Linked DNA regions of Mus musculus: region 1 is linked to region 2. A link is a loop called in an ENCODE intact Hi-C map of the cell type or tissue named here. Cell type or tissue: left cerebral cortex. All regions are shown on one strand.

Region 1 (5,000 bases), 54 kb before region 2:
CTCAGCTCAGTCTTTGAAGCTTTTCCATATCATCTCCCCAGCAGAGACCTGGGAACTTGACACATTGCATTATAGCTTCTGTGGGCCAGTTTGTCTTTCCCAAGTTGTGGTCCCACTGGGGGACTGGTCAGGCCTGCAGCTCTGCCACTCACTGTGTGCCCTGTGAAGGTTACTTTCCCTTCCGTGTTGTGTTTCACATGTTTGTCACACAGTGCACCTGTGAGGCATCAGTACGTATTTAGAGATCTTTAGGGCACCCACTACTTGCTGGCTGTTTTCCAGAACTGGTGGAGATCCAGCAGTTTGTAAATGTCAGGTGATGGTGAGAAGTGTCATCTACCACATGGTGACATGTTTGTGGATGTTTGTTGAACAGTTTTCAGTTTGAAAATGTTTCAGAAAGCATTTTCAGTAATTATTTTTAAATATTTGGATGACTTGGGTCTAAATAAGACATCCAAAGATGGAGGCTTTGTTTAAAGAAAACAGCAATGAGGATACAGGAGGCCAGGAGGTTGAGAAGGCAGGCTCTGTGGGATGAAGAGTAGGGCTGGTCAGATCTGGGGCCAAGCCAACAGAATTTCAGATTGTGCGGAGGAGTCATACAGAGCAGGGTAAAGAGCCGCTGAGGCGTGAAGCTGCCTGAGCCCCGCATCTTCTGTAGACTGGAGCAAGTGTACCTTGCTGTAGAGAACCTGGGGACCCTTCCACACCCATCCTTGCCCTCAGGCAGCCCTTCTCAGATGCCCAGTCCTGAGCGCAGGCCATGGTCTGCCTTGGTCTGATGTGCTGCTTGCTTTGTGCTGCTCAGGTGCAGCCACGCTGAGGGTCTCCTGACGCTTGTCACCGTGTCAGCCTCTGCTTCCTGGCCTTCTTGCTTCCATTCGTGTTCTCTCCTTTATCTCTGTCGCAAAGCAGAACTCACCAGGTCTTCATTCGCTTGATGCTCACTGCGTGCTGACTTCCTCTTGGTCCTAGAAACTGGCTGCTTGTAGCTCTCAGTATGGCTGATAGGGTCTCTGCTCTCAGGGGGTGAAACAAGATGGTCATGCAGAGGATGAAAATGGAATGGCTGAGTGTGTGGGGGTCTGGTTAGACCTGGTTCTCTAAAAAGGCCTTGTCTTAGTCAGGGTTTCTATTCCTGCATGAACATCATGATCAAGAAGCAAGTTGGGGAGGAAAGGGTTTATTCAGCTCACATTTTCCACATTGCTGTTCATCACCAAAGGAAGTCAGAACTGGAACTCAAGCAGGTCAGGAAGCAGGAGCTGATGCAGAGGCCATGGAGGGATGTTCCTTACTGGCTTGCTTCCCCTGGCTTGCTCAGCTTGCTTTCTTTTAGAACCCAAGACTACCAGCCCAGGGATTGAACCACCCACAATGGGACCCTCCCCCCTTGATCACTAATTGAGAAAATGCCATACCTGGATCTCATGGAGGCATTTCCTCACCTGAAGCTCCTTTTTCTGTGATAACTCCAGCTTGTGTCAAGTTGACACAAAATCAACCAGTACAGGCCTGAGTTCTGGGTACAAGAAGAAGCCAGCCATTCAAAATGGCCAAGAGCAGGGTAGGACAGGGAAGAGACCAAGGTGAGAATGAGCTTGGCACCAGGGAGAATGAGAGGAGCCACTTGGTGTGGGGAGTGGTTCTGCGTCCTATAGGCCTCTGTGAAATCGTCTGCATGGGCAGACATTAGGCATGGGATTGGCAAGTGTCTGTCTAGATGTTTAGAACAACCGACAGGCAGCTGTGGGTGGGGAGTGGGAGGGCAGGAATGGAGGCACATATCTCAAGAGGTGACTGTAGGCTTGCTTTTAGTATTATGACTTTCAAAACTTATTTGATCAAGATCCCTTCCACATGTTTGGGGGTTATTTTATTATTTTTTTAAACATGACATTTCTGAAACGCGTTGTGGGTGGAAGAACTCCAATCTAGCTCTTGAGTGTCATGGAGTGGGCCAGGTAGAAAAGGAATCCTCTTCAGACCCTCTCATCTGCCTGTTTCCCTCTTTCCTCCTTTTCTCTTATATCCTTCTTCTTTGGTCAAGTGGAAAAAGATGTCTGATCATGCCCTCAAACCTCCTCATAGTGAGACCTGCTGTTTGGGGACCTGCTAACAAGCAGAAATAACCAGAGACTTATCAGAAACTGCCAGGCCTCAGAGAGACCTCATTTCCAAGGCCAGGGCTGCTCTGGCTGGTGCTTTAATCCCCACGCAGGATTTGTTTTTAGTTTCAGACTTGGTCACAGATCCAGAAAATTGAAGGTAGGCTGGAGGCTGGAGGAAGTAGGCAGAATGCTAATTTGCACTCCTTACCAGCCGACTCCAGAGCCATGCATAATACAAATACTTTCCTAAGGGTTTTCTGAGCTAAATGTATTTTGACTGCTCTCGGCCCTCCTGCAATCAGATAAAATTGTATCTAACCCAACTAAACATTGAGTTTCACACTTTGCAAGCTTAAAAAGTCTGCCTGTTGGAAGTTAGATTTCTGTAACAAGAAAAAAGACTTTCCTCCAGCCAGACACCCACCAACCATATCCACTTGGCTCTAGGATCTAAGTGCTGCTCACCGCCACTGTCCTGCCAGTTTCTAGACAGCAGAGATGGCAAACATAACTAAGAATCAGGGAAAGAGACAAATAATGCAAATAAATAATGCTGCCATCCATCGCAGCAGAAGCCGGCCATGCCGTCTTGTTTGTAGCAGTGACAAGCCATTGCTGCCAAGCAGAGCTGTGACGTTTGCCACTTCTGAATTGGGGGAGATAGGGGAGTTAGTTAGGGTGGTTTAGAAAAAACTAAGTTGTGGATGCTCTGTGCCCCCAGATGTTTTCTGCTTTCTTTGCCATGCATAAATGATTCAGTTTATTAAGGGAAACACTTTAATGTTCTTACTGGCTGTGAGACTTGAGAGCACGATTGTGTATCCCTGGGAGAAGAGGGAGAGCAGCTCATTTTCTGCTGCAGCCCTTCCAGCTCTGGCACCAGCTCCTCTCCAGTGGCTCCGTCCCCATTCCTTCCCCAAGGCATAAGGGAGAGCTCAGAAAGCGTCACTGACTAGCAACTGGGTGTGCAGACAGGCCACAAATTTCAGATTTTCTTCATGTCCAGATGTTGCCCCTGAGTCTCAGAAAGTCCCAGAAAGAGCAGGGGCTGTATTTGTCTTCTCCTCCCTGTCATCCTTAGGCTCTGTCCAACCAGGTCTGTAGAGTGCAGCTCACTGGGCTCTTCCTCCTCCTGTCTGTCTTTCTGTTCTCTGCTCACTGCTGTCCCAGCTCTATGGCTCTGGCCAGGCTGCCTAACCTCCCTGAGCCTTTGTTGTGTGCTCTGTGAGTGAGAGCTGTGAGCTTTATGCCAGGGTAGATGCAACACTGACTGAGAGCACACAGTGACTGCATAAGTTTATTTGGTAAGGTTAGTTTCTCAGGTATCTGTTTGGGCAGAGTTGTTCAAGATCTTAAAGTGAGCCAGGGTCCGTGAAGTAAGGGGCTTGCTAGCAAAGAACTTGGCTTTTTCTTCCCCAGCGAGGTAAATGGCATGGAGTGAGAACAAAACTCGATGCAAACTTGATTGTGGGCATTTTGAGTTGTTCCTTTAGCCAAAAGTAGTGCCCCCTCCCCCCATTTTCCTGCGATTGCTGTAGGATTCTTCTTTATCCTCACTTCCTGTGTAAGGCAAGCAAGGCAGTGGGAAGGGGAAGGGAGGCTGTACCCAGCTCTCCAGTCTTCCTAGATGCCTGATCACAGCTGTCTTAGCTAAAGAGTCTCTTCTCCAGGAGAGAAAACCAGGGCTGCCTTCCCTCCTTCCTTCCCTGCATGCCCTGGGGTTGCCCACAGGCAGTCCCCCAGAACCTGTTGTACAGATGGCAGTGTAAAGGAGGAAAGGCTCTCTTCAAGATTCTAGAAGGAATCCTGACTTTGGTATCGCTCCTTGGCAGATGTGTGTATTCTGTAGCTACTGTGGGTTTCCTACCGACCTCAAAAGGTGACTCAAGTAAGAGCTGGAAGTATGTTTTACCCAATGCCTCATGCCCTGTTTTTCCATCATGTGTAGGTACTGCTGAGGCAGAGCTTGGGGAAGGAGAGGTGGGATGATGACCATGAGAACCTTGCATTCACCAGCTTTGTAACCCTGCCTTTTCCTTTGTGCCACTCATCTCTGGCTTGCCCAGCCGGGGTCAGGACTAACTTGGGGTTAGGAAGCCATTAAGACCCCTTCCTTGCCTCGGAGTGCCTTGAAGAGGCCATGGGTTGAGAGAGCACTGCAGGCTGCCAGTTCTGCACTCAGTTTGCTCATTTGAATGGAGAGCTGTGACTAGGGGAATGGGGACATTTGGGGATTGACCTGTGATGTGTTCTTCTCTTCCTTTGCTTCCTATTCCCGCAGGTGGACGGGCAGGTGGCCGCATTGTTGGTGCAGAATCTGGAGCGCCTGGATGAGTCTGTGAGGGAGGAGGCTGATGGCGTCCACAACACCCTAGGTGAGGGGCTGGCACCAATTAACAACCAAATGGGTTTTGGTTTTTTTTTTTCCCCTATACTCCAAAGCTGCCTTTTAAAAATGAAGACCCATGTGTGCATTTCATGTAACTACAGCTTTGATTTGGTATATAGGCAATAAAAGCTGAAATCCACTAAGTAGGTACCCATCCAAGAGAAAATATAAAATATGCTGGCTCCTAAATTTTATTTTAAGATTTTACTGTTTCTAATTATGTATATATGTATGTTGGGGAGTGTTTGCACATCATTGTGGAGGCCAGGAGATCCTTGTTGGATTTCCTGTGCTAGAGTTAAAAGTGGTAGACCCTCTGATATAGGTGCTGGAAAGCAAACCCAGATCTTTGCAAGAGCAATATGAACACCTCTCCTTAGCAGCCTTTGCCTCCAAAAGTTAAGATGAAATCCTTGTGGGGCCCTTTCTGCCCTAGGAAGCAAAGTTTTAAATTTGTGGGTGATCTCGTGTCAGCTTCCCTCACCCACTTCCTTCAG
Region 2 (5,000 bases):
ACTTCTCCTTGGGAGCCTTGGGCCTATGAGAAGCCACACCATTCAGCCCTGGTCCCTGGGCTCTGGGAGCCAGGCGGTAACACACAGAAGCTTTTCCCCCGGGTTCCAGCTTTAGCAGGATAGCACTTAAGTACTTCCCTAATCCGTGTGATTCTGGGCCGATGAAGGGAATCCCAGGGGAAGGAAAGCCAACCCAGGCGGTACCGCACCTCTCTGCACCCAGTGAGTGCAGGGTGTTTGTGGAGTCTCAGCACAACCCAGAAGTGAGAGTATTTAGTTAAATTTAGTGATGCTTCAGGTAGAACAGGCTTCAGTGGGAAACGGCATTCGGCATTCGCAGTTTCAGATAACACGTCTGAGAACTCCTTTTCAGAGAGTTGCCTTTGGAAGGCACTTCCTTTGTACCCAGTTCATGCTCCTCTCACTTCTGCCTCCTCCTTAGCCTTTTAAGAAAATTTCAAACGTAGAAAAGGTGAAAGAAAGGTGGAGCAAATGCTGCCATACCTGGCACTGGCCACCGTTCACGCCCCACCTGCCTTCTTTACCACTCTGTTACTTTTACGTGCCTCTCATCGCCTGGGTGACTTTTTGGTGCAGAATGTAAGTTGCAGACACCAGCATATGTCACACTCCAGTGTGCTTATCATTAACCTCGCTTTGTTATTGCTCAGGTACGACTGGGATGCACGGAGCTTGAGAGACTAGTAATGCATTTGGGCAAGGGCACTGTCAAATATAGAACATTCTAGTACCCCAGAAAATTCCCTTTCACTAATCCTCCCTGCCCCCATAGAGGTAACTTACCGCTGTTCCTTTTTCCCCACCACAACAAGGTTAACCTCACCTAGATCTTCACTCCGGGGCCACACAATACCTTCTTGTCTACCGGGTAAGGCATCCACTCTGTGTGCCCTTTGTGAAGTTCGTTCATAGTTGAGGTATGCATTGGTGGGTTCTTTTGTTGTTGCTATTGTTGTTGCTGAGTAGAATTCTGTTATGTGGATAAACTTCATTCTTCCTGTTAATAGGCTGTTCCAGAATTGGACCTTGGGGAATAGAGCTGCCAGGAACACTTGTCTAAGTCTCAGTGGTTTCACGTTTCCATGACCTCATGTTGGGTCACTCACTAGTTTGCGTCTTTTTGATAACTAGCAGGCTATCTAAGTCATTCTCACCCCATAGTCAAGAAAAGGTCCCCAAGCTGTAGGTGGACAAAAGACCCATAGAGAGTTTTTCTTGGGGTGTGGACTAAAAGTCTATTCTCCCAGTTCCTTTGTACATCCCCCTCCCTCCCAGAGGAAGATGGCCAAGCCTGAGACTCTTGAGGGAGGTCATTGACTATTTCAAATTCTGCTTAGGGACAGTTTACTGTTAGAGACATCTGAATGCAGTGAAAACTTGTTTGGTGCCTGTGATTCTGTGAGACGCCTCCCTGTCCCTTTTCTAGGATGACTCTCTTAGAACACACATAGTGCTGCTTGTTTCTGCTAGCTGACCTGTGTCATATGCAACGAAGTCCAGATTCTAGACTGAGATGTGGGATTCTAGCTTACGCCTCCTACACTTCCCTATTTGCTCCACCCTTGCCCACCTCCAGTGAGAGACCTGCTCTTCATGTCTCTGTGCCCCAGCCTCTTGCACTTTGTCTGGCATACTCTTACTCCTCTGCCCCCGTGTTCCACTGCTGGGAAACTGGAGCATTTCGTTTGCCTTGACCTTCCTCTCCCTCCCTTCTCAGGGATTTAGATGTTTGTGTGTGTGTGCGTGTGCGTGTGTGTGATGCAGGACTAAGGACAGGCGGGACTGAGGCCCTGTGGCTTAGTGTGACAAGGGCTCTGATGGACAGCAGAGTGGGAGAGCATTCCCACACATCCTCCCTGGCGTTCCGCTTTGAAAGCTTCGCTGAGGGGAAGTAGCTTGTGGTTTTATCTGCCTCACCAGCAGGGTTGGGGGCTGTTGTAACACTTAAGGGAAAGGATGAGCTTGGTCACTGTAGAACTGACCAGGTCACTTGTTCCTTGATGGGAAACAGGGAGACTGGTCAAAGTGACCTGTAGGTTGTTGTGAGAGTGAAGCGACATGAGACATGCAGAGTGCACACAGACACATTGTAGTTTGCATGTGTGCTGCCATCTCAAGCCCCCACATATGCCTGCCTGCCGTGTATTGAATATTCAGGGGAGGTTGGAGAAGAATACATGTATTTTATGTGTGTGCCAAAGAGGCTATACATAGATGCTCACACAGATGCATGTGTCTTTCGAAGAGTGATCTGACTGGCATCAATATTCAGCAGGAGGGGCTGAGCATACACGTGTGACTCTGCATGGCTCAATACATCCCTGACTAGGCAGATGTCCATTATCATGAAGTGTAAGAAGAGAAAAAAAAACAATAATAATAAAAGCAGAAGATATGACTATGACTTGATTTGACAGGGCCTCCTGCTACTTCAGCTACCAGTGCAGACCATGAGGCAGATTAATCTGTATTCCAGCACACCACTGCTGAGGCTGGGATCGATCTAATTAGGGTATTTTGAACATCCTGTTTGCATCTAGAATCTTAGCAGAAACCAGGATGTCAGTCCATCTGGGTAGCTGAAGGGAGGTGGGCAGTGGGCTCAGTACTAAAACTGGATGGCTGTAATTTTAGAGCATAAAAACAGCGCGGCATTTGGTTTCCTTAAAACAAAGGCACCGGTGGCCTTGGGTGTTGAGTGGAAACAAAGGCAGCATGGCCTGAATTTTAAAGAAGCCTTGCTGGATCTGACCAGGATATAGCCTGATGTGTGAAGAACAGGGACCATTTCCATCCTATTAGAACCCTGGCTGACCTGTGTGTGTGTGTCCTTAGCCAAGCATTTGGACCATTGGAAGGCAGGTGGAGGTTCTGAGGCTGTAGAGTGGCCTGCCAAGCCTGGCGAGATGGATGGCTCAGCAGGTAAAGGCACTTGCTGCCAAGCCTGACAGCCTGAGTCAGAGCCCTGAGACTCACATGGTGGGAGGAGAGAGCCAACTCCTCCACATGTACCACAGCATGCGCGCGCACACACACACACACACACACACCTCTCTTCAAGACACAGGTAGTTTTGCACAGTCCTACATTCATCTCTATGGTCCTCTGCTTGCTATGGTATCTAGCACATAGAAGATATTCAGAATGCTTTATGTCCTATCACTGACCACAACTGAGGAACAATAAGCTATTTTTTATAGTTCTGCAAATTATGTATTCTCTTTTCAATAAATGGTTATTATGGCTAAATGTATTCATTTTTATTGAAAGGTAAGCTCATCTCTGCCTAGATATGATGTGTCCTTCAGCTTCCTATAAACAGCTACTACTTGCCTCGGGGATGTCTGCGGGTCTCCAGAATTTTGTATTATTTGGCTTTATAGACAGTCACACCCCAGCACTTTATTTTAATTTATTGTAGGATTAAAGAGCAAGAGTGAAGTTGACCTTGCTCCATTTTAGTATTAGAAAGATATTTTCTCACCAGGACCCAGGCAGACAAGCACACTGCAGGGACTATGGGACCAGAAAAGTGTGGAAGGAGAGAGCCAAGCCCCCAGTGCACAGGTGAAGAAGTCCCACGAAGCTCTTTTTGGTGCAGCACATCTTAGGCTGCCATCTGATGAGTGAGCACTGTGCATGTTCCCTTGAGACCATGGATTTAATAGGTGATGGATCAACCTCATCTTACAAACAAGGAAATTGAGGCAGAAAAAACACCCACTCTGAGGTTTAATAGCTAGGAACTGCTGGGGGCAGGATTTGAACTCAAGCCTGGATGGTTCTGAAGCAAGGACTTGGGGCTTGTCTCTCTCTGCAGGGACCTGATACCTATCTCCCCTTAGGAACAGGTCTCTCTAGAGGGGAAATGGCTCTTCTCACAGAGTGAGACGCTGCTTACCAAATGCATCTTGGGATTTAGACCTCGCTGACTTTTAAGAAACACTGACCTGTTCAATTTTTTGCAAAACGGTGTACACCAGAAACCTACTTGGAATGACTCCCTCATTTCCCTAGTCTGGAAAGCCCTGGTTTGCGTGTAAGTGAGGATCCTTAACTGAGACACCATCTCTAAGAGAGGTGGATGCCCAGAGTCCATGCTGAAGTATTCCTCAGATTCTACAGTAGACTGGTTTGAGGAACAGAGGGAGGGAGCGAGGGTGGGTGGATCAGCTGTAGATTGTAGATTCCTGTGCTCCTTCGAATGTGCTTTTAACCTGAGGCAAGTCATACCCTTCCCTAGGCCATTGTTTCTATATGAAGAACCCCAGGGGAAGTAGACTAGAGAGCTCTAGCCCCTTCCAGCTCTGAAAATCATAAAACTCTTAACTGCCCTGGAAAATCAAACTTTTAGCAATCTAGCTCATTGCTAATCGCCCTAGAGAGGCCCTGAGGAGAGTAAAGGGGGAAGGGTGGACCAGAGCCACCCCTCCAGGCAATTTCAGTAATTAATGTAGGAGGCAGCCAGTTGTATGACTATTGAGCAGGATGCCCAGCAGGCAGGGAGTTACATGGGCACAGTGTCTGTGCTGGCTCATACATTCCACCAGGATGCTAAGATGCCAACCTCTCTCACCAGTGAATTGAAAAATGGAGGTTTACTTGACCCTCCCCTTTGTGGGTTCCAGGGGTAGCATGTGGGATGTATAGATGTGGTGTGGTGGATTGTGTATGTGGCACCTGTGTGGCATGTATGTATGTGGAGCATGTGTGCCTGATAGGAGGATATATGTCTATGTGTTTTCCTCTGCCGTGGAGCTACTGCATCTACATGTCCACACTGACAGCTCCGTAGCCATCCTTCACCTCCATTTTATGCTGTCGAAATGACAGAGCAGCTGAGCGGTGCTGGCCAGCAGATAAACCTGTTATCTCCTCTGCTCTCTGTGCCAGCGGCTCTCCCCATCTCCTTGGTGTATGAAAAATTGACACTACCATGGGCTGAAATCTGTTCTTAGGGAAGCTACATTTATTAGTAG

The links. Peaks named below come from ENCODE experiments on the same cell type or tissue, not always from the same donor. Only the 100,000 strongest peaks of a DNase experiment are listed, where the experiment ranks them.
Region 1: a loop joins it to region 2, with 3 times the contacts of the local background. A loop is called at or near these places in 5 of 42 quality-filtered maps.

What each region holds. Positions count from the first base shown.
Region 1 is chr2:157,802,280-157,807,279 of GRCm38, forward strand. It overlaps Ctnnbl1 (catenin, beta like 1), which reads left to right. Exons shown (of 16, transcript NM_025680.4): 6 at 4,396-4,489. Among named protein-coding and RNA genes, the nearest start is that of Ctnnbl1, 67 kb to the left of the region's middle. In left cerebral cortex, no CTCF peak of the experiment used is centred here; DNase peaks (open chromatin) are centred at 628, 2,390 and 2,961; H3K27ac peaks cover 3,642 bases.
Region 2 is chr2:157,856,609-157,861,608 of GRCm38, forward strand. All of the region lies in intron 11 of Ctnnbl1 (catenin, beta like 1), which reads left to right. Among named protein-coding and RNA genes, the nearest start is that of Vstm2l, 56 kb to the right of the region's middle. In left cerebral cortex, no CTCF peak of the experiment used is centred here; DNase peaks (open chromatin) are centred at 1,898, 2,154, 2,638, 2,925 and 1 more place; H3K27ac peaks cover 1,213 bases.